Linked DNA regions of Homo sapiens: region 2 is linked to region 1. Evidence: chromatin loops called from intact Hi-C (ENCODE). Cell type or tissue: dorsolateral prefrontal cortex. All regions are shown on one strand. Each heading gives the region's core, and the rest is flanking DNA. Links, peaks and the distances in the headings are about the cores only.

Evidence for each region. Peaks named below come from ENCODE experiments on the same cell type or tissue, not always from the same donor. Only the 100,000 strongest peaks of a DNase experiment are listed, where the experiment ranks them.
Region 2: a loop joins it to region 1, with 10 times the contacts of the local background. A loop is called at or near these places in 3 of 110 quality-filtered maps.

What each region holds. Positions count from the first base shown.
Region 1 is chr1:66,527,223-66,543,080 of GRCh38, reverse strand. SGIP1 (SH3GL interacting endocytic adaptor 1) reads right to left here and starts at 8,928. Exons shown (of 25, transcript NM_032291.4): 1 at 8,713-8,928. The coding sequence starts at 8,722. In dorsolateral prefrontal cortex, for the core only: no CTCF peak of the experiment used is centred there; DNase peaks (open chromatin) are centred at 9,010 and 10,020; H3K4me3 peaks cover 4,503 bases; H3K27ac peaks cover 5,000 bases.
Region 2 is chr1:66,638,117-66,653,974 of GRCh38, reverse strand. SGIP1 (SH3GL interacting endocytic adaptor 1) reads right to left here. Exons shown (of 25, transcript NM_032291.4): 5 at 14,142-14,198; 6 at 11,111-11,165; 7 at 10,256-10,431. Among named protein-coding and RNA genes, the nearest start is that of MIR3117, 18 kb to the right of the region's middle. RefSeq lists an enhancer at 4,671-4,840. In dorsolateral prefrontal cortex, for the core only: a CTCF peak has its summit at 9,302; no DNase peak of the experiment used is centred there; H3K4me3 peaks cover 524 bases.

The DNA of each region.
Region 1 (15,858 bases), core at 5,975-10,974:
ATGACTGTTCTGAAAGATCATGACCTGATAATAAAATTAACTTGCTTAGTTCTGAAGAAGGCTTTTGAAACATCCAGTCAGATTTAAACAATCTGCTGTTTACTTGCCAGTCAGAGACCTAGGCCAAACACTTTGGATATGAGCAAGATTTTCCAGTTACGCCGTTATACAAATAAACAGCACTTAACTAGGAGTCAAGCCTGGCTGATAAGTGCTGGTTCTGCCACTAGTAAGGAGGTCACCTTGAGTGTCACTTAACCTTAGTGGGCCCTAGTTTCCTTCTGTTTAAAATAAGGATAGTAACACAAAAGTCCCTCCTTATCCAAGGTTTCATTTTCTGTGGGTTCAGTTACCCACAGTCAACAGTGATCTGAAAATATTAAATGAAAAATTATAGAAATAACCAATTCATAAGTTTTAAATTGCACACCATTTTGAGTAGTGTAATGAAATCTCGTGCCATCCTACTCCATCCTGTCTGGGACACGAATCAGTCCTTTGTCCAGTGTATCCACGCTGTCTACACTACCTGCTCTTAGTCACTTAGTAGTCGTCTCAGTCATCATATTGTTGCATATCGCAGTGCCTGTGTTCAAGGTCAATGGCAGCCTAACGCTGTGTCACAATGCATACGTCATTCACTCCACTTCATCTCATCATGTAGGCACTGTAACATCTCACATCATCAGAAGAGAGGTGCATACTGTATAACAAAATATTTTGAGACAGACACCGCATTCACATAACTTTTATTACAGCAGATTGTTATAACTGTTCTAAATTTTATTATTCGTTATTGTCGCCAATCTCCTACTGTGCCTTATTTACAAATTAACTTTACCATAGGTAAATTTAATTTTACCTGTGATAAAGGTAAAATGATCATAGGTAAAACTGATACCTACTGATTGATATCTATGAAGGTATATATATAATTATATATATAAATCATCTTTATCTCATATATATGTATAGGAAAAAGCATAGTGCATATAGGGTTTGGTAATATCTGTAGTTTCAGGCATCCGCTGGGGATCTTGGAACATATCCTCTGCAGATAAGGGAGGATTACCGTACTTATTCTTTCTACCACACAGAGACATTGCACGAATAAAATATGTACATGCTAATGTGGTATCATATACTAGACTCCATGCTTCTGAAGAAGGGGGACATTGTTGCCTTGTGTTTTGCTGCCATTTCATTGTGCCTAGTACAGCAACTGAGATATCAGAAACACTCCAGGTGTATCTGTTAGATGAATAAAGCATTTTTAAAACTTTTAAGCATGTGCAAATGTCACATAATCTTTGACAATGCCCTAAATGAGCTCAGTATTTTCCTCCTTAAATTGTTTGTTAAAGAGAAGAAACACAGGTAACTCCACACAAGCTTTCAAAAATCCTAAACCACTAGTCCTGACACATAACAGAAGTGGATATGAACCAAAAATAAAAATGAAAGTTTTTGGTATACACCAAAAAACATGTGAGTAGATGTGTAATTTTGATCCTGGAATGACACTTTCATGGCATTTACATCTTTTCTGTGAAAATGTTCAAGCCTAGAGTTGTTGCTGAGCTCTCAGCTGTAACTTTGGGCTTGGAATGGTGAGCTAAGACAAGGACATGACACTCATTCACTTATTAAATGTGTGAGAAGAATGAGCCCAAGGGGCACTGTCACAAGACATTCACAGAACGGGTATCTGAATGCTAGACTTCTGAATGCTCACCTGTCACTTGATCCATGGATCACATAAACTCATGCTGACTGACTTCTGCAAAAGGATGCCCACATGGGCAGACATTTTAATCTGTTTTGTTCACTACTGAGCTTATAGCACTTAGAATAATGCCTAGTGTGCATTCGATACAGAATATTTGATGAATAAATAAACAGTTCCAGACTAGGAGTTGCAGAAGAGGGTTGCCATAAATGCACTTTTTGTGTTCCAGTACAGCAAAGAGGCAAAAGTAAATTGTGGATGCAGAATAAACAACATAGAGAAAAATTAAACTAATAAAAGGTAGATAGTAATGCATTTGAATTATTTGTGTGTCAGGGATGAATATATTCTGAGGTGAGAGGAAAAGGAGTCAGTCATTAGAATTCAAACCTTGGAGGGAGTAGATGTGAGGAATCCTAATCATTCAGAAAATGCCAGAGACTGTTAGAGCTGGAAGTTCTAGAGGTATGGCACATCAATTATCTCATTTTGTTTGCAAGGAAACAGAGCCCAGGAATGTAAAGTAACTTTCTCATGGCATACAGCCAGGCAGTCACAACACTTAGACTCAAACTCAAGTCTGACTTCTGGGTTCATGTTCTTTCAACCAAAAAGCCCAACTGCATAAAATCAGCTAACACATTGAGCTCCTAAGATTAACAAATTCTTCAATCAGGAGTAATTTGCATCTGAAAAATCTCATATTCCATGACATTGCCACTGTACACACAAATACACCGAACAACATTACACTCGTTTACATTCACTCATTTATTTAAAAATACTTTCCCACATTCCAAGTCGAACCTGCTGGCTTTATAAGCCACCATTTTCAGGCTTGGTCATAAACCAGAGAAAAGGAATGAGAACCCAGGAAGGGAAAGGTGGGATGGAAGAATGAGAAAAGTAGAGAAAGGAAAGGCAGAAATGCAAGGAAGGCAAAGGAAGAGAGAAAAGAAAAAAAGCATCCAGCATACTGACAAAACTGACTCTGGGAATTCTTTGAATGGTGGTGCTACAATGTGCCTCTTTTCATTATGAAATCATTTCCTAGGAGCTCATCACCAAAACAATTCAAGCTCAAGTACATATTTTCAAATGAACTATTTCTTTTTTTTTTGCATCTCAATATATATTATCTATTTCTCACAATTTATCACTGCAGAATATTGTCTTATTTCCTAATTGTTTCATGTTTATTGATTTTATTTCTCCAGTGAGAATACATATTTGAGCATTTTTTTCTTACGTCCATCATAATGCCCAAAATAATACCTAATAATGAATAGTATACAGTTATCTGAGCCATTTATATCTAGTTTTGTTCACTTATTCAATTAATAAACATGTTAAGTATTTATAGTGTGCCAAGAGCTAAGGATACAGAGATGAAAATGGTAGACCAGATTTCTGCCTTCGTGGAGCTTACATTTGAGTGAGAGATTCAGCCCATGCACTGAAAGCAACCACAAGCCATAAACACAGCTCTGAGGAGAGAGAGCGGGCTGAGATGGACTCAGTAGCCCAGGATATATGTTTGAGATGACAAGGATGATAGCAAAGGCTGCCTGAGGAGGTGACAGTTTTGCTGGGACCACAAGAGAATTGGTAACTCCATGACCTGCAAAAGGAGTGTTTTAGGCAAAGAAAAAGCCCTGAGGCATGAAAGTGTTTATTCTAAACATGAGGAGGCAGGCAGTGTGGCTTTCAGTGTGAGTGAAGTATTTGATGAGCCTGAAAAGGCACAGCAGGCCAGAGCATGCAGGGTCTTGTAGCCTATGGATTTTAAGAGAAATGGGAAGATATAGAAGTTTTCTTAAACAAGGAAGTCATGCCATGTGAAGTATTTAATTCTAGATGCCTAATATCTTTCTAATATCAGATCTTTCTAATATCCTGCAGATGTAGTTAACCAACATACAAGTTCCAAGAATAGAGGCCCATCGCTTCCCAAGTCTAAATACACTTCCCCAGTCTCTCTCCCATGGAAAGCTTGCCATTATGTGCCCACACCTACATTTGGTAGTTAGCACACAAACCTGTGAGACCCAATACCTCTGCCTCACACCGTACTTTTTCCTGCTTTTACTATGCTCCTCAATTCTGTTCTACCTATGACCTCTTTCTTATTCAGTTAATTTCTCCAAATGGGACTTACTCAGACACATGAGCCCAAATTCATAATAATCCCTTATCATTTTTCTCTCTTCCAACTCCTTTAGAATTATCTCAGCAAATTCTCTCTCCCACTTTTAATTCAGTCTGTGAGTTTACATCATGACTTTACTCATAATTTAAAAGCAGTTTGTATGATAAAATTGAATTGAGAAAAGATAAGCCACAAGTATGAGGGTAAAATTGAACATAATTGAAAAATCCAGTGTCATGAGTATCTAAAACTTCTGAAAATACCTAAAGTATTTGATGGTATTCTGAAAATACCTTCTAATTTTTTCTCCAGCTCTTCATTGTCCTCCAATTAAAGCTTCTTTCCTTCAAACAGCAACATCCAAAATTAAAAACACATTTAATGCCATAATTTTCTTCTATTTGATTACTATGGGAACCATACTGTTCTTTACACATTTTATGGCAAATATTTGCATGTTAGCTAGATATTGGGTTAATAGCCTTTGATGGACTTGTGTGAGACTCTATTATTTGTATCATTATTCCTATGGGAAAACATGTTCCAAGTAACCAGCTCACAAACAAACTTTCAGGAACATAAAAATTGTGAGTTGGTAACTTCCTGTACCTTGTTTATTTGAAACATGGATAGTGTATGTGCTACATCCAACAGAAAGAATGATCCAGAGTCTTCTAGTATGGTTTATCTAATTTAATTTTTTAAAGACTCCATATTCTTTTTAGAAGTATAAAGATGACCCCTGACATTTGGATGGGAACATATATATCTAAAGAGGTTCTTTATGATACAGAACACTGGAGAAGATGAGAAATTACACAGGTGATGGAACATATATTGGAATCTTCTATCTGCATGTTTAGATTTTCTAAAGTAATTTCATCATTTAAAGAAGAGAATCAGTAGGAAAATTAGAAGCATTCCCTTTAAAACTTCTTAACTAAATACAAAATGAACAGCTCCAGCTTCAAGATGTCTTGCTCTTTTCTGACCAAACCAAAGAATTTTCCAAATGTTATTTTAGTAAAACTCTGTTTCTAGATAGGAAAAGAAGAAGTTCTTAGTGTTTATAAGGTTTATTGCAACAACAGAAGTTTAGTTACTCTTCAATTATGCAAAATTTTTTAAATAATGATTTTGGACATAAAAGGCATTAATAAGAAGTTAAAGAGTATAGTTCTGTCAATATTCATATTTAAAACAGAGAGACACAGAATATGCAACCAAAGGCACTACAGCCTATTTTTCAATTAGGTTAACATGCCCAACCTGATGCAAAGCAAAACTAAGAGGTTCCTAGAGGGTCAAAAACATGAGCTTTGTGGTTAAATGGATGTAGGTTCAAATTTCACTCCACCATTTTTTTGCCTCAATGCATTATTTTTACTTTTGAAAGGTAGAAAAGGACTGAAAAAAGCACCGTATATACAATATACTTAGTTTCAGGTTATTATGAGTAGTAAATATAATAAAATATATTAAATTATCCTGAATATTGTAATTAAACCCAGTAAGCCCTTAAAAATATTTGCTTGTTAATTTTTTAAATTGTCATATAAAATGAAACCATTGGCACCCAGAAACTTATCTTTCTAGTATAGCACCTAAGAGCCTGAATATGGAACTAAAAACGCAAAACGCCTTCAGTTGGGCCTACGTGAACAAGGAAAGTACTTTCTAGACACCCTCACAAATAGACAGATAGCCCAAGAAACTCTGACTTAGTTCCAGTTATCTTAGAAAGGATAGCTAAAGAATGCCATTTTCAAACTTTAATAATAATATATCAAAAAATAGTCCTTGAATAGTTGCCCTAACCACATAGACTTCATTGTAAGCTTAGCCAATATGTACACTCCATAGTTAATAATTCCCTTTGCTCATCATCTTTCCTTTCATATTTATACTACAGAAGGCTCCAGATCATGTGGCTTTCTTTAGAAAAGAAACAACTCAATGCCAACCACTGCCAAAAGATAAAGTATGCAGGAAGCAGCAAATCAAGTCCCCTAAAATATGTTTTTTAATTAAAATATGTTAAAAGAACCATGGAGCCACAAACCACTAATCACCTGCTTGTGGTCCCTGGGGAATTATTTCGTTGACTTCCACAAAATTAGGATCACTGAGGAGGTAGTAACATTTATCATCTATGATTGGATGGATTTCCAATAGGCATTGAATGAATGGAGCCTATATCCTGTTCCACACAAACAAAACGTAGTTTACTATGACCCATTCTGCTGAATATTTGTTTACTCTTGCTTTACACAAAGTAGAGAAGTGCCTTTGAAAAGTTGCCATGGCCATGCTTTTTCTGAGCAGCAGACTAAAACACTTTAGCAATATAGAAATGTACAGCCACACGAGTGCAAATATATGTTTTCTTCCTTTCCAGAAATGTGTTTGGGTGGATGACTCTGTGTGTGTGTGAGACACACTAGTTCAGAAGAAATATGATTTTAACTAGATGTTTGGTAGCACATTCTCAGAGTCCACTAATGTTTCAACGAAGAGCTGCCATGACAAATTTGGGGTGCCTTTTATGAGGTTCCTTATCTTTCCAAGGTTATTGTGGTAGATGTACAGAGGCTGGCAATCTCTAGAGATGAGTTAAGTTGAAATAATAATTATATACCACACCTTCAGAATAAGAGCAATTCAGAGGTGAAATTCTGCCATGCAATACCAGAAACATGAATGTATATTGCCAAAAAGACTGTCAACTAAGTTGGAAGGCAACTGATAGCAAATTGATTTTTGGTTAAACTCCTATTTGCCTTTCTAAGGTCACCGAACTATTAAGATAATAAGGCTTAAAAACATTTAAGTAGGAGCTATGGGTAGAAATAAATGTTAATTTCATTTAGCTATTTAAGCCAGTGGGAACACCTGTCCAATTTCTCTTGCAAAAGATCTGGTGAAAGACAACTGTATCCATAGTATAATTCATACTAATTCATACCAGTGCTAAGATAACATTGTTCATTAGATAAATTTGGCAAACCCAGAGCAATAGTGCTAATTCAGCTCCAGCACAAGTCTTTGTTGCAGTTCTCATTTTGGTTTAGGCAGCCTGGATAAGCTTATCACAGAGCTTTGAACTGACATTCTTGGATGGCACAATAGACCATATTACCAGGAGAATCATTCATGAGCATCAAAAAACGTTACAACCTTCAAAGAAGATACTTTAGTGCCATGGTTTGCAAGGCAAGAAGTGAAAAGAAAGAGCATCCAATTCTCTATGCAACACTGAAATCTAATCAGAATGTGTGCAGATGCATTTTTAAGAAAGCTATATGAAGTTGAGCTGGAGAAATACAGTACCTCTACAGGCAAGATATTTTTTCTGAAGAAGATAATCCACATGAGCTTTTAATTGAAAAGTGCATAAATAACACTCTGTCTTGCCTTGTTATTCAAAGATTAAATCAATTTTGAATTAATGAAAATGATTTAATCTGAGAGTGTTAGCAATCTCAATTTATTTAGGCCTGGATTTAAAGGGCTAGCTTGAGAGCCTTTTGCAAACAAGACTCAGCTCCATAACAAAATCATACCCAACCTCTCTTTTAAGGCTATCTTCTAAAATCTGTGGGTTTTGACTCTAGAATTCTTCACTCCCCCAAATCACATTAACAATGTTTGACATGATGACAGGGAGAGCAAAAAGAATTCATTTCTGCCAAATAAGTACAGGCTACACTGCTGTTTTTATGAAACCTTCCTCCTCTTATTCCATTTTGGTAAATTTCTAAGGAATAGTTAAAATCCGTAGGACAAACCTTGGCTTAAGAGGTGGCCTCTCTGCCATTTTCATGGCTGATTTGAGACCCATTATGCACTCAATTCTGCATTGTGAAATCCAGGCTGGGGACAAATTTCTGCCTGTCATCTTAGGAAAGGCCAGGAGTTTTGCACCATCCTATAGTGTGAAAACAGAAAATCAAAGCCTGCATAGAGCTGCTTGCTTCTTTCCTGATCAGCTTGCTGCTTTTTGGAGACAATCTTGGCTGTCACAGTGTCAGACTGGGAAGGGTAATTTAGCAGAATAAAATATAGTTTAAATAGCATCTCTCCAGGGAAAGTTCCTCCTTACACTCAATATTGAATATGCGAAAAGATCATCAGCAAATAATCATTTGATACTTGGCTAAAATCCATTGGACAGGGAAAGCATTTAGGGAGCACAAAATTCTTTTTTAACCTGATAAGACCCCGAATCAGGAGGCAAGAGGCCCGGATATTTTCCTTATATTTTTCATTCTGTTGCAATGACATTCTCATACAACTACAGTTTATGGACCAAATTTGCTGCCCTCCCCATCCCAATAATATGATGTAAACTGCAGAGATAAAAATACCTTATGAGAATTTTTACAATTTTAAACAGTTCACTGAAAATGTCTGTATGGATAACTCTGTTAATGACCTCTCCTGTCTAATGTCAATTTCAGAAAACAAGTTTCCATTGTAAATGTTTAATCAGTGTAGTCCCAGGAACCCAGAACAGAAAACCTTATCTTCTCGCCCAACTTATTTGCTCTGCAAGCTCTTTCCTAGCTCCATCTCAGCTCCCTGCAAACACTTTAGGCTTTTCTCTCTCAAAGGAGCTGGGAGCTCTGTAGGTTCTGAGCTAGGCAGCAGCCCTGTGGTTTGATTCCATTAGTCTGAGCCCAGATCCACTGCAAGCAAACTGCAGCATTTCTGCTTGCAAAACATTGGCAACCAGGTTCTAGAACCGCCACATACACTGGCTGCACATATTCTTTAATGCTGTTCTGCCCAAACCTTGCCTGAAGCCAGTCAACCATAGCAGAAAGCATCCTACCTTCCATCATGGTGGCAGAATTGCATTCCTTAATTTCCAAGGAGTCTGAAAAAACACAGGAGGATACGATTCCAGGTCCCAGCTAAGTCCTCACCACGCCGCTGCTGAGGTCTATTCCGTCCGCTGTCAAAGCCAAAGGAGATAAGTGTTAAGCCAAAAGACAGGCCATGGATGCTGCTGGTGCTTCTTCACCTACAGGCAGGCTACCAAGAAGATGCTGAGAGAAAGGGAGAGGAACGGCAAGCTGGCCGAGCTGCACCGCCTGCGCTGCCTCGGCCAATCCCTTCAGCTTTGGACCGCGTCACATGGTAGCCAGCCTGCATCTCCTGACACAATACCCCCGGAGAGCACACAGAACCTATTTCCCGTCCCCATTCCCCTCCACCCCCATCGCCTCCCGCTTGTCACCAAATACACAGCCCCTTCCCCACCTGGTGACGCACTTCCCCCGCCCCTCCTCGTCGTCTCCTTAAGCTTACAGAAGCGGCTGGGTGCCCGAGATTAGTTATCAAGGGCTGCCACCTTAACAGGGGACTCTGGCGTGAAAGCAGCACCTAAGTGGCTCGCTGCGGAGGGGGTTCTTTTCTTTTTCTTTCTTTCTTTCTTTTTTTGTTTTTTTAAGAAAAACTTAATAATTCCGTGCAGCCGGAAATCTTAGCAACACACTTCTAAGCTCCCATTCCGGTGTCCTTTTACCCTGAAGGAATTCCAAATGTCAGTGTCTGTGGCCTCCGTGCACATCTGTGCGTCTCTCTCTCTCTCCGTCTCTCTTTCTCCCCTCCCATCCTTCATTCAAGAGAGAAAAATCAATCCGACTGACGTCACATCATAAACATCCCCAAAAGGATGATGCAGAAGAAATTTCACCCCAGCTGCCTTCGTGAGAGCCAGGGAATTAATTGCGCATGACATGCTGAAGGGCTGGGAACTGTCATTAAAACAAAGAAACAAAAGAACCCACCCGAGTGGGGCTCTGGAATCAAACTGGCAACGCTCGAGATCGTTTCTGGGGCGGGAGGCTGGAAAGGGGAGCAGGCAGGGAGCGGAAGCCTGAGCCCGACCAAAGACAGCTGTGCACGCCGGCTCCCTCCCACTCCAACCTGGGCTCGCCGTCCGGGCTACAGACGGGACCCTGCGGGGCGCCCTTCGACGACCGAGTTCGAGTCCCGCCGCCACCGCGTCCTCCCCGCCGAGCGCACACGGGAGCGGCCTCGCTTCCCCAGGTGGGGAGCTTTTCTCGCAACCGACTGGGGCTGCAGCTGCCAACTGCAGTCTCTGTAGGAAACAAACTTTCTCCTAAATGACACGTTTCTCCGCGACGCGCCTCCTGCATCTGGAGTCGCCTTCAAGCCTATTCATTCACCCAAGTGGAAACCTGGAGGGAGGCAGTTGTGCCTGGTTGTGGCGGAGCCCAGGGTTTTGAAGCTGCCAGGAATGGGATCTGGGGGCTGTGTAGTTGCCTAAGTGGGAAGTTGTGTCACTGGGCCCGGTTGGGTTCAGTCTGTCACCTGACTGCTCTCCAGAGACCATGGAGCCTTTCAGAAGGGCCCAGCCCTGGGGGATCTACGACCCTTGGTTCCCTTCAAGAAAGCTCAGACAGCGAAGGAAGAAAAGGGCAGGGCAGCCTATGAGAGAGAGAAGGCAGAGAAAAAGGAAAGGAGATGGGAGGAAAGGGAACGCCTTCTTTAGAACTCAGGAAAAACAACATCAGAAGTGGGCATTTCTCCCTGTATAATCTCACAGTATGACCAGGAGAAAAGCTGTTACAATAGAGAGCAATTGTGAGCATCCAATGAAAATGTACTCAAAATAACTGGAAGAAGATGCATGGTATGATCAGGGTTGAGCCTGTAATGTATTATTAATCATTTCTATTAGCAATATACTCATGAACTTTTTCTATTGCTCAGCCCTGGACATGGCCTAGCTCTTTCTACCAAAGCAAATATGACGTACTGGTGACTGACTGAAGTAGCATATTAATAGTTGAAAAGCAAAACACAGCTCCTTAGCAATTTAGAAGTTTTGAAAAACCCATTGTTCTCCCTAAGGACACATACTTCAGTGGCCTCTAAATTTTAAAATGAAATTCTTCAGGGAGATACAAATACTTGTGACTTTTTTCTTATGTCTCTAAGACAGTTAAATTTTAAAAGGGGAATGAATTCCTAAGTAAAACCTGCCTTGAGTACAACTTACACTGCTCTGAAAACTGGAGGGGTATTATTGCAAAAAGGATTGATTTGTGTGTGTGTGTGTGCATGTGTGTGTGTGTTTAGCAAATGTTTTGTAATGATTAAGAACATTGATGGGTATTCGTGTCAAATAGATGGGCACCAAGTTTTGTTTGTGCCACATAATGAGCTCTGTGACTCTGAGCAATTTATGTAATTCTCTGTGCCTCACAGTTTTCTTATCCTGAAATGGAGAGAATAATAATGCCAAGTTAATTGAGCTATAAATGGTAATAATAACAAACCTGTATTAATGGCTTACTATGTGCCAGACAGTATTCAAATACTCTGCTAGTAAATTACTTAGCATTTTGTCTGGAGCATAATAAGACCTGCATGTTAGCTTTTTAGTATTAGTATTATTACTACCAAAGGGCTGGCAGATGCATCAAAGAAGTTTGCAGCCAACTGGGAGTTGTACCAAATGCACAGAGAACAAGTTAGTGAAAGACCAGGTGATGCATCCAAAGATGTAACATGTTGGAGATTTCTGAAAGGCTGCTAAGTAGGAAATCAAAATCTAATGAGGTTAATTAGGAAAGACTTTTTTTTTTTTTTTACAGAGGTGAAATTTCAGAGTTCAGAACTTAATTGGAATGGGCTTGAAGTGGTAGTTCTAAAGAATATAGGGAGTTGTAAGTAAGAAAAAAGTATCATGTAAAATCTGGAGGTGAGTGCAAGCACTGAGGTGCAGGAGTGGGGGCCATTGTTAGGATGTAAGGGAAAGGTGGAGAAACCCAGGCTGCCTGCCTTCTTCCTCCCAATGTAAGTTTTACAGTGTGTTAGAGCAATCCTCTCAGATAGGTTTGGTATGGGTACACTTCAAGTTTTTTTAGACTTGCAGCAACTATCTAGAGACAGCAAGTCAATGGAAAGATTCTTTTGGTCAATGACTATTTATAGGAAAAGCAGAAGTTTGTAGATATTGTCAGAAAGGGATGTGTATTTCAAGGTGGTAAAGCTAATCCCAAAGGCTAAACTTCACCGCAACTTCATCAGTTGTGTGTATTTTATCCTTTAAAAAGAAGATGCTATTACCAATAGCATATCCAATAGAACATCCAATGAATGAAGTTCTGTTTCAATAAAATTTGCTCAAATATGTAATCAAAAGAGATTATCCTAATTGTGGTGTTTTCTCATAGGTTTTTTTCTTTTTATTTTCTTCTTCTTCTTTTTTTTTTTTTTTTTTTTTTTTTTTGAGACAGTCTCACTCTGTTGCCCAGGCTGTAGTGCAGTGGTGAGATCTTGGCTCATTACAGCCTCCACCTCCTGGGTTCAAGCTATTCTCCTGCCTCAGCCAACTGAGTAGCTGGGATTACAGTCATGCCCCACCATGTCCACCTGATTTTTTTTTTTTTTTTTTAGTAGAAAGGGGTTTCACCATGTTGGCCAGGCTGGTCTCGGTCTCCCGACCTCAAGTGATCCACTAGCCTCGGCCTCCCAAAGTGCTGGGATTACAGGTGTGGGTCACCATGCCTGGCCTCTCATAGGTTTTTGAAAAAAAAATTGTTTTGATCAAGAACAAAGACAATACTTTAGGTTGTGGTTCAAATTTTATCACTTCATCGTATAATTTTTGCTTGCCAGCAAGGGCAAAGGAGAATATCTAGCCTCCAAAACCATGGAATACTTTTTGCAATTCTGAAATGAAAGTCAAATGGTATATGGAAAAGATTGGGTAAATAACTGACTTGCATCAAAGTGCAAGAATTGCTCAGGAGTTCAGCTCAGGATGTGAATGTCAACCCAGATCATACCAGGCTCTGATATGGTACTTATGACTGGTCCAAGACCAAAAACTAAATTGCTGAAGTCACTAGACATTCAACATTTTTTCTAAAATAACATTTGTATGGTAGTAATGGCTGATTACATAGTGTTTCAGAATGAAATCTTATTATATTCCTACTATAAAAGCTGAGCTTCTTCACTATCTCCCAATTTTAGGTTGAAGGGGAAATTTGTTTATATTTTAGAAAGAGAAAGAAGACAATGAGAATTGAGTCACAAAGAAAGGAGGAAAGAAAATTAGCATTAAAATATGGATCCAGATTTGTGTATGTGTTTGTGTATCTCCAAGGTAGTGCTCTTAACATGACAATTGACTCTGCCCCTTTTGCTATCCCCACTGAGGTAATTCAGTGAATGTAGATGGAAAAATATGTTGCCCAAGTCCTGGAAATTGGCAAGACTGAAAAATTGGAATTCCATGAGATGATATAGATGAAAAAGAGATACATATATTTGTGTGTGTGTGGGTTCCCATAGTTACTCTATTCCTGGCTGAAATAAAAGAACTCCAACTTCAACTAACATGGGCAAAAATGGAATTTATTGAGGTAGCTCATAGAATTATAGCAAGAACTGAACAGCTGAGGGAAAGCAAGAACCAGGACAATCCAGGAAATTTTGTTACCTGAACCAAGTACTCAGAACTCTCTCTGTCTCTTCCAGCATGTCATCTCCTTTTCTCTTACTAATTTTTCTCCACATGATCAGGCCTGACCATTAGCATCCTCTAAGCTCACCTCTTCACAGATTTACTAGGCTAGATCTCCTTCAAAAAACTTCCAGGGAAGGACTGTGGTTGACCTGGCTTGGATCATTGTTCACTTTTCAAACCAGTCACTGGGGGCCATGTTGATGAGTTCTCATGATAGATTTTTTTTAAACCAAAACTTACATTGGACTGTCATATGCTGACTACTGTGCCTATGTATGTGTGTGTGTGTATATATATATATGTGTATATATATGTGTGTATATATATGTGTATATATATATGTGTATATATATATGTGTATATATATGTGTGTATATATGTGTGTATATATATGTGTATATATATGTGTGTGTGTGTGTGTGTGTATACTATATATATATACACACAAGTTTCTATGGCAAACAGAACCCATAATATGATTGTATCCAGAGAGAAACCAGCAGAACCTGTAGTCATGCTCCTGTTTCCCTGGGGGGAAGACTCTATGTGCTGGCCCACTTATGCCAAAGACAAGACATGCCCTTGTATGCTTTTCACCCATTGGACTATGAGCATCCCAAGAGCCATGTGTTCATAGCTACATGAGTGCTGAAGGAATTTATATCAGCTGGGAGTACTGCTTAATCTAGACCTACATTGATAAAGATAAGCAGTAACACTGAATCTATGAGAAAATTCAACAGTTTCAAAAGAGAAGGAAAATAACTACAGCTCACTGAAGCATAGGAAATGTCCCCACCGAGGCAGAGGAAATGTGGAGAACTTGAGAGGCATTTTTCAAAAAATCTGTTTTTTAGTTTTGATATAATTTCAGAGATACAGCAGCAATAAATAAGAGCAGATTGCTGTGATAAAAGAGCATACTGAGAGCCAGAAAGAGTGCATGGAAGTAATAAAAACATTCTCATTAAACATTTAAAAATGTTATAGCTATAAGCAGTGATATAATGGGTACTGCCAAGATTGAACATTGATAGCCCAGTGGCTATGTGCTTGAAGCATAAACCTACAACAACAGCAACTGTCCCAAGCATAGTGGAATTCTTTCTCTCTTTGGAGAATCAAATCACTCCGATGCAATTTTGACAGCTCAAGAAACTGGAAAAAGAGAAAAAGCTCCATAAAGCTTCAACTTATGAATTATAAAACATGACAAAAATAATTAAAAATAGAATATAGCTCAATCTTACTTATGAATATTGATACAAAAATTGAAATAAATGACAGCCAACATAATAGAGCTTTTCAAGAACATTGTATATTATATTAGACTTTACTCTAAAAGTAAGAAAAAATAATTCAACATTAACAGTCTACTAATATAATTTACAATATTAAGCTTTTAAAAAGAAGCATATAATTGTCTTCATAGTTGCCAAAAAGAGATTTGATAAATTTCAACTTAAATCACTCATGAAATAAATAAATCTTAACAAAGAAAGAGATATAAAACTTCCCCAGGATGGTGAAAATACATATCTTGACCCCAAATAGGCCATTTTTTAAATGGAAACATAATGAAAACATTTTCATTATCAAGAATAAAAATAAAAAATAAGACAATTGTTCTTTATCATCACCGTTATTTAATATTTAATACTATTTTATGGATGCTAGCCAAAATATTAGGAAGAAAAATAAATAAAATTGTGTCAGAGACAGTGGTACATGCTTATCACACCACTTTCTCCATCTGGATACACAGGAAGACTGTATTTGTCAGCCTTCCTTGCAGCTGGATGGAGTCATATGACGAAATTAAGGCCAATGGAATTTTTCAGGCCTGGCCTTTACAAACATCCTGCATATTCTCCATACCTTTCTTCCCCTTCCAAATTTCAGAGAGCTGCCTGGTCCTCATCAGACTTTGAATGTGTGAGAACTAAACCTTCATTATGTTAATCTCTATATTATGTACATAAACATTTACATATGTATGTATATTATACATGTCTTAGTCTGCTTGGTTACTATAACAAAATGCTATAAACTGGGTAGATTATAAACAACAGAAATTTATTTCTCACAGTTCTGGTGGCTGGGAAGTCCAAGATCAAGGCTCTGGCAGGTTGCGTGTCTGATGAGGGCCTAGTCTCTGCTTCCAAGATGGTGCCTTGTTGTTGCATCCTCCAGAGGCAATGCTATATCTCAGATGGCAAAAGCGGTGCAAGGGAAAAAGGGCTGAATGTTGTGTGGAGCCTCTTTTATAAAGGCCTTAATCTCATTCACGAGGGAGGAGCCCTCATGGCCTAATCACTTCCTAAAGTCCCAATCTCTTAGTACTACTACATTGGAGATTAAGTTTCAGCATGAATTTTTGACAGGACACAGACATTGTGTCCATAGTAGTAACCAGTAACTTCTCCATTTTGCTCAAGCAAATTCAACTTGGCTATCTGTCACTTG
Region 2 (15,858 bases), core at 6,298-11,297, 110 kb before region 1:
TTAGAAACCCAACATTCAGTAAACTGTTCACAAAGTAGGCTTCTGTAAAAAACTTACTTTCAAAATTGGTTGCTTCTTTACAGAGCACATTCTACCCTGACTATGGCCCTTAGCTAATCAAAATAGTTTTAAATTCTAAATGCTACTAACATTTAACATCAAGGCAGACCTTAAAGGTATAAAAGTTAGCGTTTTTTGATTGCAATTAACATTATAATAAAAAACATGTAATTCAATAATTTGCTACTTCTACTGAGGCCATCCTAACATTTTATACAATGTGTCAATATTGTGAGTACACAGCCTTATTCAATGAAATTTTGATTTTGTTACAGAAATTGAGTGTTTGTGATCTCCAACCATGGTGATCATGTTTCCAGAACCCTCAAATCAGGTCAGCTTGCCCAGACAGTATAAAATGATGTAGGAATTGTGTTTATGCAAGAAAAATCTAACCCTTACATTTCAGGAAGAGAGCAAAATACCATCTACTGAGAAGGTACAACCAACATTAATTGGAGAAATCATGACAAAGGCACTCCAGGTTGAATACTAAATATTCATACAGCTCAGGGATTTCTTTTTACCAGAGTAAGGTGGGCATGAAAGGTGTGGATTTTAAATGTCAGGAAATGGAAGCAACAGAAAATTTCCTAGGGAAAAAAAAATCAGTAATGAAGGAAAGAAAAAGCATGTATCAGATACAAAACTAATTTTCTGCACACAGTCCATGGTTTATTAAAATGTTGAGAAGAAAAAAATATATTTTGAAAAAGAAAATTTCCACCTATTTTCCCATCTATCCTCTATGAGTCCTGGGAAAAACAAAAGTTGCGTCTCATGTGTTAACTCTAGCTGATTTTTGTCCAGCTGCCTGCAGGTCTGTCTAGAGGGGGCTGGCTTCTAAGCCCATGTCTGGGATTTAGTGGCAATGTCTGTGGAAGATTTGGGGATGGAGTGGCAGTTTATATGCCCCATGTTTGATATCCCTGGTATAGACCAATACAAATCACATTTGCCCTACGAAGCTTTCCTTGATGAGTAGAACTCAAGCTGAACCTCTGCCTTCTAATTTACTAAATAAGAGGTCTGGGCTGAGTGCCTTGCATCAGAATGCATGCAATCTTTAGCCTCTCCTTGCACTGTGCACTGCTTCTACCAGGAGAGAATGCTGGTGTGTAGGAGACTGGAGCTCACCTCCTCCACTGATGACTCTTTGTTTTCACTGAACTCAATGGGGTGCTGAACCTTCTGCTGAAGTGAGGACAGGAAAGGGGGTGGTGTTACCAAGCAGCGGCAAATTCATGAATTTTGCTCTCTGGCAGGCTAATTTGGGGGTGGAAGGGTGGGTGGGCCACATGGAACAGGCAAACAACACCAGACTGTCTCCAGTTCAAAGCTATTTCCCCCTCCTCATATTTTTTTGGTTAAAAAGTTATGCATTGCAAATCTCCAGGATGAAGATTAAACTAATTGTTCCTTCATGACTCAATGTCAGATTCTTTACTTCACTGTACCACTTACTTTCCAGAGGAAGGGAGAAGGCACTAGCCTACACGCCAGGGTAGGTCAGCTCCTGCTCTCACATCATTTCTCTCAGCCCTTGTGAGTTTGCTCAAGTCCTCCCTCGCTATTTTTATTTTCCTTCTGCCTCCTACAAGTCTCTGAACTTAAGGAAAAGGAAAGCAAAGCTGAGAAGGTGATTGATATTTAATGGCACCTTTTCTGGGAGACAGCACTGAACTGGGTATTTTACAATATTTTCTCATGTCATAAGAAGGTAGACACAATTTTTTTCCCATTTTACAGCCATGAGATCTGAAGCTCCGAGTTGAGGAACTCGCCTATGACCACACAGATAATAAGATATATACTCAAAAGCCTGTGTTCATTCTATTTATCCTTGTCTCTTGATCTTTCTGTGCTGGTTTCTCCGTAAAATAGGGGCATCACTACCTCCCAGATTGCTTAATAGTGCTGCTACTCATTTCATCCTTTTGATCATGACTGGGCATTTATAAAACATAGCATTATTATAATATGCCATTGACATAAAAAGTGCTTGCCAATTGATTAACTGATTAGGGGAACTGAAATAAATGAGCCATATAAAATGGACATCATTCCTTAACATTTAAAACAAAAGTGCAAACAATCTGCATATATAATAAGATAATTTTAATAAATGAGAAATCACATATCACACAACAGCATTTAAGCCTGACCTGGCAAGGTGTCAACTCAGCCTCGCTCTCCTGTCATGTGGTACAATATAGGAAGTGCTGTACCATAGAAGACTGGATGGTCTTCTATGGGTGGATGTGGATGAACTCAGTGGGGAGAAAGTCTGTGAGGTGGGCCCTTTGGGCTGGGATTATGGGCCCTTTGAGCATCCATCGATATCCTTCAAAGAGTTTATTTCATGTGAGCATTCAGAAATTGTATGTAAAATATTTTGAATGAGCTAGTGAACTTTTTTTTCTAGAAAGAGAGTCAATGGCTTTCATCAAAACTAGTGTAATATAGTGGTTAAGAGTTCTCAATTAGAAACAGAACTTTCTGAGTTTAAATCCCAGCAACTTCAGTTACTAGCTGTGATGCTTCGAGTGAGATAATAAATCCCTCAATGTCTCAACTTTCTCATCTGTAAAGTGGGGATATCAATAGTACTGATCTCACAGGTTGTTGGGAGCATGAATGAATTAATGTATGTGACACACAGCACTCGTGTTCACAGCTGCCACTACCAAATTCATCACCATGATAAGTTCTCAAAGTCATCAATGAGCTTAAAGGATGACTTTGATATTTTATTGTTATCCTGATTAATAATAGCTATCATTTACTAAGCACCTCTTTTAGACCTTACATAAATTTACTTACAAAGTACTAAGCACCTTATATGCATTCCTTAATTCTTACAAATATCCTATGAAGTGGGCAGTATTATTAACCTTATTTTACACTCGATTAAGCCTTGACTGAGGCTTAAAGAGTTAAGCAATTTGCTCAGGGCTACATGGATAATAAACGGAAAGTCAGAATGCAAACTTAGTTCTGACTTACTCCAGAGCACAGTATCTTAATCAGTAAGGAACAAAATGCTTGTAGTTAAAAGACACCTTCTCAAGGTAAGCCAGAAGGGATTATTGGCTCTCTGAAAAACAAAAATAAAGGAATCCATGGGAGCACATTATAAAAGGAAAAGATCACATCAAAGATTAAACCATAGCATTTGTCTTCTCACTCCCACAAAAGCCATGGGAGCCACAGGTTTTAAGGTACCTGCTGAGCACAGCACATGGTGCAGATGTGTCAGACAGTGCTCCGTGTGGGATTTGGAAGGAATGGAGATGTCCGTATCTGAGACCCTAGGAAGGGTGAGCAAGCCAGGAGACCTAGAAATGGAGGCCAGGGGGAATGTGGGCTGCAGAAAACCAATCAGGAAACTGAAGTGAAGACAGGCAAGCGTTTGAACCACAAGAAAAATTTCAGCTTCTGGTTGCTACTAGATGTTGTTTTCTCAGACTGTTCAGTATTTCTGGTATTAGCTCTCAGTGCCTGCTACATGGAAGGTGCTCAACATATATTTTGTGAAATGATTTGAAGGGGGAGTTAGAAATAAAGTCAATTATCCATGATGCACAATGAAGTGTGCCATTGTGAATGTTAGCCTTCAATAAGTCTCCCGAAGAAGTACCATATGTATTCAGGGGATGTTGATGGTACTCAAAACAATTTAGGGATACTTCCTTCTGGAATTGTCTTCAAAAGGCATCACAAAAAACACCTTTTCCCAGTTTGATGCTTTGGGTAATTAATGGGTAATTAATTACTGGTCTTGGCTCTAAATTACTTTTGGAAATTTGAGTTATTTATCACTATTAATGATATTCTTTAAAATGTGCCCTAGGCTCTATAGCAATGAGACAATCTTTACATGTAGCTTCTATTAGGAGTACTTTACATACATTAAATCATTCAACCCTCAAAATAGCCCAATGAAGTAGGTATGGGAGTCACCCCATTAATAGATGAAGAAACCAAGGCACTGGGTTTTCAACATACCAAAAGTCATCAACTAAAAGGAGGTAGAACCCTCTTGTTTGAGTAATTGGGACATCATTGGAGTAAGTGTCATTTCTTTTTCCCTCAAATTATCTTAAAGGGAATTGTATTCAATTCAATTCAATTGTATGTTGAATTCTGACTTTGGTTATTTTTTTTGTGTGTGTGCATGTGTGTGTGTGAAGTCATATTTCCTTATAATTAATTCCTGCACTGATTATTTTATTTAGCCTCCTTCAAAAATTATTTTACTCTTTAAGAACAAAGCCTTTTCTTGTATGATATAATGGAGGTTTGCTTCTACCCTAAATGTAAAGAGTGTGGTGTAAAGGCAAGCAAACCACAGAACTGTTCGTGTTGCATCTGTCTCTATCTCCTCCTTTAGGGAGAGTGGTCTTTACACTGCACTAGCAGAAAGAGATGACCATGGCAACAACCACCCTGTAAGGTAGCTGTTTGTTTGTCCCATTTCAGACAGAAAGAAACTGAGACTCTCACTGAGGTTTAAGTACCTTACCTAAGCAGTACTGCTAGCAAGAGGCTGAGGTCAGGGCTGGCACTTTTCCCACTGTACCTCAGTTCCTTCAGGGGGTATGTACAAAGTTTCTGTTTGTGTTTAAAGAGAAATCAACCATAATTGTCCAAGATGGAGAAAACTAACTTAAAAGTAGTTCCTCTAAAAGGCAGATCAGATTTGGCTCAGAATTAAAGTCTGAGACAGGCAAGAGAATTCCAAGCTGCTTTAACAGAATTCTAGCCTCGAGATGTAGATACATTTTAACCCAGGACATGAAAACACAGTATGCTGTTAGGTCAGAAGGCTGAACATGGGGAAGCAGAGCATGACCCTCAAAAAAGGAGAAGTGGTTTTTTTAAAAGAATCTAGGTTAAGTAATGAAGAAATGAACAATTGCAGAGTACCAATTACACATCATGTACTGTTATTAGGATCTTCTGCACAAAAAGTCCTTAAGGATTCTTATCATCCTTCCTTTACAGTGGCAGAAATGGAGGATCAGAACAGTTATGGGGCTTGTCTAAGGTTACACAGGTAGAAAGTGGTCGACCTGGGCTGGGGCCCAGGACAATCTGAATCTATGTGATATGTGCCTTCTGTTACTACACACTGGCTTGTGATTAACCCAAAATTCTAGAACAAAATATTTAAACAGATAGCCAGAAAGCACTTGGAAAAGAAGGTGATAACCCTAGGTGCCAGCGCAAAGAAACAGGGCAAACTGAACCTATCACTCTCTCTGATAGGGTTTCTGGCCTGGTAGGTCTAGGCAATGCCATAGACACCCCAGGTCTCTCAAACGCAGTGTTGTTCTGGAAAAAAAGAATGAAAATATGTGCCCAGGATTAGGGCACAGTTAGGAGAATCATTGTGTGGTGAACAAAGGAGGCTGAAGGGTGTTATCAGTGGATGGTTGTAAAACTGGAGGGTGGTGACATGCCATGGTTCTGTGTCCTTAGCCTGGTTCCATTCATGTATTTGTTCACTCACTCACTCACTCACTTGCAAGCATTAATTGAATGGCAATGACACACTAGGCCTTATGTCAAGAACAGAGAATTTGGGATGGACACCAAAATGCACCATGCAGAATCTTCTTCAGAAGGTTTCCTTGCACCAGTTGCTGGGAGGGCTATTGGCAGCCTTCAACTGTCAGCACCTCAGGATCTGCCTCAACTGCAGAGAGCTACCTAACCCAAGGGCATGCCCCTTCCTAGTGTGGCCCACATCAGAGCACTGACTGGTTGAGCAGTATCAAGGTTATTCATCTTAGCCAAACTCACACTAACTCTGAAGGCTCCTACTAGTTCCTGAGTTTCCCTGGGATCAGCTCAGGCTGTTGTTCGTTGTGTAAAGCAGCTCAACTTCTCCCTCTGCCCACCCCACATCACAGGTATTAAGTCCAAGGTCACTCCTTAAAAAACATCTTGCACACTGAACTTGGAGTTGGAGTCATTCTGCTTCATTGAAAACTCACTGGTAAAAGAAGGGGCTTTACCATTTGTTCATCCTTTAAAGAGTACAACTACAATCAAGGACAAAATTACATATTTGGTTTAATAAAAGGAAGACTTTTCTTTCAGCAATGGAACAGCCTGCCTTAAAAAACAGTGAACCTGCATAAACAGAGGGACACTGGAGTGTCTCTGTTCAACCTGTTGTTAGCTAACAAGCAGCACGGTATCACTAGTATTTATAAATTAGTGATTAGAAAATTATTTTAGAACATTCTGGATTTAATAGGTACTGGGAATATTTTAAAACATATATGGGAAGAAATCCCGTTTCCTAATGAACTCTCTGAAATAATCTGAGATTACTTAATTCTAACCTTAAGATGCAGATACAATATAATTCAGGACCCAGTGGAAGAAACTGTCAAAGTCCACCAATAGCCATTTGTTCTTTTGTCTTTTAGTAATAAAACCCCGAATGTTAGCTGGCTACTACATGTTTATCTAGCAAAACACTACATTTTCCAGACTCCCTTGCAGTGAATGTGTCCATGTGATTAAATTGTGGCAGTGGGATCTGGGTGGTAGTGATGCGCGCAACTTCTGAGTTAAACTCTTAAAGAAAACCACTTGCTTTTTATTTATTCTTTCCTCCATCCCAAGGCTGGTGCATGGAAGTACTTGCAGTGGTAAGGCAGCAGTGCTACTCTAGGAAACGAGAAGCAATAATGCAGAAAATTCCTGGGTTTCTGAATGACCACTGGAGTAAGACTCTTTTACCTCTGGACTGTCTATCAGCTTTGACTTTCACTTGGGAGAGAAAGAAACCACCTATATTGTTTAAGCCATTATTATTTTGGTCTCTGTTAAAACAGCTTAACAAATATTCTAACTTACACAGATGCCAAATCAACCTGACCAGATGGCAAACCTGGGTGATGTTCATTCTTTGCCCTGTAAGCTTGGTATCTTATCAGCAGGCTGGAACATGATAAGAAAAAGAATTATTATCCTTTACCTGTGAGTTAACTCCTGCATTAGCCTTCTGCCTTTTTGGTGCTCTGCCTTGTCCTGGCCAACATTATATTTTATTTCTATATCAAAATCAAGGGCTAAGGCAAAATCTGGACTAAAATTTTGTTTATTTGTCTAACTGTACAATAGGATTGTTGCCAGCAATTAAAATCTTGATTTGTCTTGCTTCTGACACTTTGTCTTGAGAAGTAAATTTCAGATAAGTTTATATTGTATATACATATAATTATATGATTCATTCATTCCTCCCATTTCATTTCATTCGTTAATTTGACCGCCCAATATATATAGCGAAACTATTCAAGTATAATAAAACCAATTCATGATAAAAGAGATCAAATTGGTTATAGTTCATGGATACATATTAACAAATAAATGAAAAGAATAAGTGAGGCACGACTTTATCTTAAAAACTTCAAAAGAAACATAAATCAGAAGTCCAACGTAAACCATTGTTATGAATAATTTATTATTTGAAATTTCCTCATTTCTATTAATGTAATGATTGATGCTTTTGTAGTATAAAAACCATAGTTTAAATAAAATATTCTGATATATCATTAACTTGTGTAGACCCTATTTCCTTTTTAGTGCCTGAAGAAAGTATAGATGTATAATTGTCTGCTCTTTTGGCTGGAGACATGAAAGTCCAAAATCATTGTCATTTTGATCATGGCACCAGCTGGATTTTAGGTTATTTCTGCTTATCTGGCTCTGGAGAGGAAGTGCTGCATATGTCATTTATAAAATATATGTACATGGCTGGGTGCGGTGGCTCACACCTGTAATCCCAGCACTTTGGGAAGCTAAGGCGGACGAATCACCTGAGGTCAGCAATTCGAGACCAGCCTGGCCAATGTGGTGAAACACTGTCTCTACTGAAAATACCAAAAGTAGCCAGGCATGGTGGCACGTGCCTGTAATCCCAGCTACTTGGGAGGCTGAGGCAAGAGACTCACTTGAACCCGTGAGGTGGAGGTTGCAGTCAGCCGACATCATACCATTGCACTCCAGCCTGAGCAACGGAGCAAGACTCTGTCTAAACAACAACAACAACAAAACTATCTATATCTATATCTATCTATATTTACACACGGGTTATCAAGGAGAGGGCAAAGATTCTAAAGCCAAGAATATGTTTTCAGTTACAACCTCTCTTTAAACTCATGTACATCCAGAAACCTGCTCACCTTTTCCTAAAGTAGTAACAGCTCACTCTTCCACACCAACTATGAAAAATTATAAATATTTAGGAATCACAAAAATAGGAGATCCAGGTTCTCACATTACAGGGAACAAACTGGAGGTGTGGGTGCAGGAATGGGAGCTGAGGGTCCCTTGGTCTGTGGCGTTGTTGGTTTGCAGAAACAGAGTAACTCCGAGGTCACTCTCTCTGGGTGTCTCCATCTAGTTTTCACTCTGCTTCCCTTAACATTTTTTCATCAGAATCTTAACCACATCATGTCAATATATTTCCTTAAAAATAGATGTTGAGAAGAGCTTAGAGTAAACCACCACATTTTGCTGCATCCTTAGCAATGTATCTGGTTGGAGGAATAGCTACCAGAAAACTTAGGCATACATATTCCATTCAAAAGAGGGAATCTCTTCCTTCCTGGATTCAGCTACATTCCGGCAAACATCCACTATGTTTCTGGGACTGTGCCGGTACATTTGCTTTCACATAAATGTGTTCACTTAATCCTCTGAACTTGCCTTCTTTTACTTACCCCAGGTAGCTTCCAAAGGGCCAGTTTATTACACAGAGAACAAACTCAGAGAAGTGAATAAAATAAACTGCACAGACATGGCTGTAAACTGGTTTTAGACATTTAAGGAGATTTTCAGTAAAAAATATTATTCAGTAAGTGAAAAATAATTTGAAAGATGCCACTGAAAAGTGAAAGAGTGTGCTTTTAAAATACCACCATTACTAGAACTCACAGGCCAATATGTAACTTTAAAATCTGCACCTTCCATTATAGAAGGAAAAGAAAACTAATACATTTCATGCTTCCCTTTTCAAGAAGACATCTTAAAGTAGCAGGGGAGTATATGATTAAAAATCACCTTAAATATTATTTACTGTGGTTAGTTTCTCTTAGCAATCATTTTGGTTGTTACCAACAGTAGTGATCAAGTCCATTATAAGCATTAAACACTAAAGAAAGCGTCATTATAGACACTTTTCATCCCAGGGAGGCAAAAGTTTATTCTCAAAAGATGGATGATTACAATTCATTTAGAAAGGTTAGTTGAGATGTTTCCTGAAGCATCTCGAAAATGGTTCAGCATTTATTAACTGCTCTGTTCAGGGGGAATGCTGTACGAGATCACATCTCTCTAAAGAAGATGCCAAGAACACATTAGCTGCCAGTTTGAGAGCCTTCATCTGTTCCTCACAACCATTTTTAGAAAACAATGGTGGCATTTATCAAACAGAGAAAAGGCTGTACATGTTGGAACCCAGAATTCAGCAATTAAAGAAACTTAGTAGCTGGGAATTGGGGAATGAAAGTGCAAATTGTGCAAAAATAATCTCTTTTTTTTTTTTACCCCAAATCTTAGCTTGTCTGTAGGAAAATACCTACTTGAACAATATAAATAGGACAATACTTATATCTGAGGTACCTTAAAGATGAGATTATTTAAGTCAATTTGATAATACAATAGAATGAAGGATATGAGTTTTAAATTTGATTTAGACTATGATTTGGATTAGTTTTTGGTTTTAGAGCATAGCAATACAAAAAATAACCAGTTTCCTTCCACGTATTTTCATGTGGTGTATCATAAAAAAGGAAACTAAGATGTGTTTTTAAAAATCACTGTTAGCAAATCTGTGAACTTCATGTTGTTTCTAGTTGCTAAGTCTGCATGAGAGATAATTCTGGATAATCTTTTTATTTTTTTTTCTTTTTAAAATGCTTGCAGGAAAATAAGTCAAAAGAAAATGTGGTTCCATATATTTTTCACCTTTTTGAAAAGCACAAGGACTGCAATATAAAATAAGTACAATTTTCTCAAGCTAGAATGAGCTTCTTAGATTTATAGAATTCATGATATGGTGACCATATGCAGGCTTCAATTTAAGGAGTTTCTGATTGACTTAATGCATATAGGCAGAACATAGCCCTGTTCAATCTCACTAAAGCTTAACACACACACACACAACACTCACCACTGGTGATGGGGAAAGTGCGATGTTGCCTATTGATGCCTTCAATTCATCTACAGTTGCAGCATTCTTAAGAATGTCTTTAGATTGCAATGGTTTAATCTTGATATTAAATTTCTTATGTGATTCTTCTTCTTCTTCCGATTCACTTGAAGAATAAAAGTGCTTTCCTTTGGTAGGTAGAACACAGTTAAAGATACATAACTCTTTCTTCTACTGGGAGGCAACGACTCCAAGACAAGAGCAATTGCATATAGAGACAGCAAAAGTATCCTTAGATGGCAGAAAATCAAAGCAAAACATACAAAAGTAAAGGAGGAAGGGGTTAGAATTTATTCACCTTTCCTCAGAACATGATCAAGGATGGTGAATTTCAAGAAGCAATGGTTCTAATATCCTACATTTTTGCTGCAGTTGACCATTTGTTGTGTCATACTCAGCACACACAGACAAGCACATGTGAGCTTACTCATCTACAGAGAGAGGAAGGCTGCTTTATGAATGATCCTCGATGAGTTTTAAATGCATCAGTGTGACATGCTTTGCCCAGAGTTGAATTGTAGGGAGAGGACAGTAAGAGCTATTTTCTAGTCACTGTAAATGACAGTCATATCAGGGATTAGCGTTTTTTTAGCACGTTTTTCTCTTTCTCCTCTCTCTTTTCTATGAATAGATTAAGGCAAAATGCCTGCTTGCTAGAGCTCAGGGTGTTCTCAGTGCTGTTTATTCATCTCTAATATTAGGGATAACAGGACTTGTGAAGATTCGGTTATTTTATTACTTTTGTAAAATCTGAATTTATCCTACTGTTTTCTGAGAGTGAATGAAAATTAAAATAAAAAAATAAAGAAAGGATATAGCCGGGTTCCTCGGGTCTGATGCTGTAGCCTTCTTCATCCAGCTCAGGTGAGTTCTATAAAACACAAGTGCACATGAAGTAATTATTATCCTAACAGTGATCAAGAAATTATTTTTTTTCTAGAGTCTTCTATTTAAGGATATAGAAAAGTCTTTTCTTTTAGGAGATGAAGTTTTTACTTTTGGAAGTGAATTCTGAGCAATATGTTTAGATATTTACTCAAGGATACTTGGAGAGTCCTCCTACTGGGAAAATAAACGAGGAGGAATCAACTGTCAATGAAAGAAAGCATTCAAGCAGAATTTAACATGCATTTCCTGTAAGCCAAGGACTGTGCTAAGCAACATGGGTGATAAGAAATGTAGATTATTTGTCCTCAGGGAAATTGAAGTGTGTTTCGGTAGGTAAAAATTAAAAAGAAAATACAAAACACAAAACACCTGTGTTAGACAGGGTTCCAAGAAAAGGAAATTAGTGAGGTTTAAAAGAATCAGGGAGGTCTTTATGGGTCTTTCAGGACAGACAGGAGAGGGCAGAGTAGGAGCTCCTTCTAGGTGGTAAGGAAGAGCCTGTTCAGAGACACCAAGATGGGAGTGGACACTGGGTGACTCAGATGGGGAAACAGAGGGGCAACAGCAAGGATGACATGGCTGGAGAAGAAGCTGCACAGCGGGAGATGGGGAGATGAGACTACGGAGGCCAACAGGCCAGGGGAAGAGTTTGGACTTGAGGTAGCTACTGCAGCTTCTCAGCTAGGGTGGTGCATACTGAAAGCAGAATCTTAAGGAGTTCTGGAAGTATGTTCCAGGATAGCCTTGGGGCAGAAGAACTGGAGAAAGAAAAACTAATTTAAAACATGTGCATCGATTCAGGCAAGATGTGCTAAGGATATGGATAGAGTTATTGGTGGGATGGGATGAATCAAGGATGTTTGAAAGGATGGATTGCTGGTTCTTGGTAACAGATCAGTCAGCCATAGGAGAAAAAGCAGAGGGAAGGTTAAAGAGGAATCCAAGATTTCTACCCTCAAATTGTGGGAGAGTGCTGGTACTCCCAGTTGAACTAATTCTAACAGCAGACAACTAACATTTTTTGGAAAGAAGCTGAAAACATAAAAAGGCAGTTTGCATTGTTGGGATTAGAATGATCATATTTGGATTCTTATTATATGGTAAGCATTGTGACCCATATTTTACCTCACTGAGCCACATAACAAGCATATGTGAAAAGAATTATCCCATTTATCAAGGGGGAAAATAAGAGAAATCAGACGCCATTTCTCAAGGAAACACACCCAACAAATGTCAGATCTAGGTTTTGATCCCAGGTGTTTCAGACTATACCCTATGTCCTAGAGGGGAGGAAGATGAAGCATTTGTAGGTGGCCCTGTTGAAGTTGAGGTTATAGGTCTGTCAGTGAGAGAAGGCAGAGTTGGAGAGTTAGTTTTGGGAGTTAATAAAGCAGTAAAAATGCCATAACCATGGAGAAAGAAGAGGGTCTACATACCATGGAAAAAGCCCCCATTAAAAAAATCTTTTTTATTGTCTATATTTAAGGTGTACAATATGTTTTGATATGCATATACATAGCAAAATGACTACTACGGTTAAATTTACATTTCTGTTACCTTCCATAGTTGCCCTTTTTATGTGTGTGTGTATAAGAGCACTTAAACTCTTAGCAAATTTTTAGTACATTAGATATCTAGACTTCATCTCACCTTACTGCAAATTTGTACTCTTTGACCTACTTCTTCCATTTCCTTTCTCTTTCTATCCCTGCTGACTACTTTTCTACTGTTTCTATGTATTTGACTTCTTTTTCTTTTTTAAGACAAAGTCTCTGTGTTGCTCAGGCTGGAGTGCAGTGGTGCGATCTCAGCTCACTGCAACCTCTGCCTCCCGGGTTCAAGCAATTCTCGTGCCTCAGCCTCCCATATTTGGCTTCTTTTTAGATTCTGCGTATAAGCAAGATCATACAGTATTTTTCTTTCTATGTCTGAAACTCACCATTTTTTTGAGCATTTATTGTGGTCTTCCTCTTTTCCTCCTTCTTCAGTTCTCAGAGTTGCTTTTTTTTTTTTTAATACAAGTGTACTGAGGTAACTTACCTGCTAAAAACCCGTCCCTGGCTTCTCGCTGCATTTAGAACAAAAGTCAAGTGCCTCTGTGTAGCCAATAAGGCCCAGCAGGGCTGGCTCCTGCCCCTCTCTCTAGCTTCGCATTTGTAATTATCTTCCATTGATCCCCTCTCAGCCACATGTTCTCTCCTTCCCAACATTTGTGATTTGGGTGCTTCAAGCACTGTCTCATTTCAGGGACCTCATCAACTCTGTTCCCCCTGCCTGCAATTCTCTTCCCCCAAATGTTCAGCCTGTTAGCCTCTATGTATATGTTAGGCCTTTGCCCAGAGGTCACATCCTCCCTGAAGCCTTTCCTGCCAAAATCAGGTTGACTTGCCTCTATTCTGAAAGCTTCTAAGAAGTAGAACCAGGGCTGAAACACCCAGATTTAATATTAAAAAAGCATTTTTTGAACAAATACTACAGGCTAGGCAGGTTACTGAAATGTTTTGCAAATAATTAGCTCCTTGAATCCTTGCAACAATGACACGTGGTAACTACTGACTTCTTTTTTGCTACCCAGCAAATAACTACTCCAAGGCCACACACAGCTGATATGTGTGGGGGCTAGATCAGGGTGTCCAATCTTTTGGCTTCCCTAGGCCACATTGGAAGAAGAAGAATCGTCTTGGGCCACACATAAAATACATTAACATTAACAATAGCTGATCAGCTAAAATAAATAAATAAATCACAAAAAATCTCATAAAGTTAGACAAGCTTGGACAAGATCTTAAACCCAGTTCTGACAGACTCTATTGTTCTTAGCCCCATCCTAAATATGCCAGACACTTCCTAATGACATGGAGAGCATTTCGCTTATTTCTAAGTCCTATTATAAGAATGCCTCAACTCATTTTTAAACTGTAAAATACTTAATAAAGAGAAACACTCTTCTGATACTCACATATCTTTCCCAATCAATTTCCGCATAAAATCCATTTGGTGCCCCATTGCTTTTCTTCTGTAATAAATTTGAAAATGAATTTAGAAGGAAAACATTTGAATAAAAACAAAGGGACAAAGAACATTTAACTCTTATCTGCATTTAGCAAAAGCTATCAAAATCCAGCACTGGAAAGACATATTAGAGCAGTTTATTAAGGAGCCACATTTGTGTAATGGAATGGTAAATCTAGCTGCTGTGACACTGCATAAAAGGGCATATGTACTTATTTCACAAAAGATTGTAGGATACTGAGGCACAGGGATATTAACGATGAACTGTTCAAATTTTATTCAATTACTGAAGAATTAGCAGCACCTTTATTGTAATGGAATCCTCTAAATCTACAGGAGATATAGCCGTGTATATATGTATTTTAAATGGTAACACTTTTACCTCCATGCTGCTATTATATACAATTAGTTACAACATATTCAAAGAGTACTCATCCAAGTCATTAACTAGTCTTTTAGCATTTTAGCACTCAATTTTTTTGTAACTACCCCCTTGATAAAACACAGAGTAAGTCAGCTCTAAATCAGTTCATTCAGTTCCTAGTTATTAAAAATAATGTTTTTTTCAAATGGCTTTTCTTATCAAATTTTAAAAATAGAATTTGAGGATTAATGGTGGATTTTTGTCACCCATGTGATCTGTGCCTCCATGAGCACGCATCATTGCAAGTTTACTGGATATCAGCACTACTCTCTTCTTAAAGTTTTCTTTGTCCCCTAGTACAACCATGACACATGGCCACAAGCACTTGAGCAAAGATGTGGCATCACCCAAATAGATATTGCCAAGATTTTCTATGTCTTGTGAGCAAACGACAAACACAAATCACGTTGGTAAAGGAGGGTTCATTCAACATTCTTATATTTAGCACATGGAGCAAGGGTATGTCACTGCGCATAGCAGATCTCAGAACAACACACATCAAATGGTGACGCATGAGGCTTGGACACAGGACCTCTAATTTTGCAACAACAAATAAAGGCCACTTGAACTGCAATGTAAACAACTAATACCCAATTTGACAAATGGGTGGAGAAATTAGATTTTTATGTGTGCACATAGGATCACTAGATAACCCAGAATAATCGTTATCATTGAATAACAGTGAATATTGACTGGGCATTCTATGGACTAGCAGGGCTTTGGCAAGGGTGAATAATGCACAAGAAATAGATAATGTGTTCATCCCCTCTTTCTTCCAATATACTACCACTGCACTAGAATTTACAAATATAAGAACTGGGCCATGCCTCCACAGACAAGCATCCATGGACATAAGGTCTGTGACCATCTCCCTCTTTGTCCCACTTCTGACATAGATTATTTGTATGCAGACTACATCATTTTAATCTTCCCATATAATTGCCTTCATTGAATTAGTGCTTCAGTGGTATTTTTTCTACTTTGAACAAAGGTCTTTGTAAAACCTGTCATACGAACTCTGCCTATGTGTACGTTACGAAGCCACTGTTGAGAACTGGTCCATTACATAATGTACCACTTAATAAAAATTATTCTCTCACTTGGGAATAGACAGGGCTCCTATTTTCTCTTTATCATATTTACTTTCTCTTTTAATTTCTGCTTTACCAGTCTGTTTGTATATGACTTCTTTGCAAAGTGCTCCACTCCTTCTTAGAAAGTATGTATAATAAACAAGTTC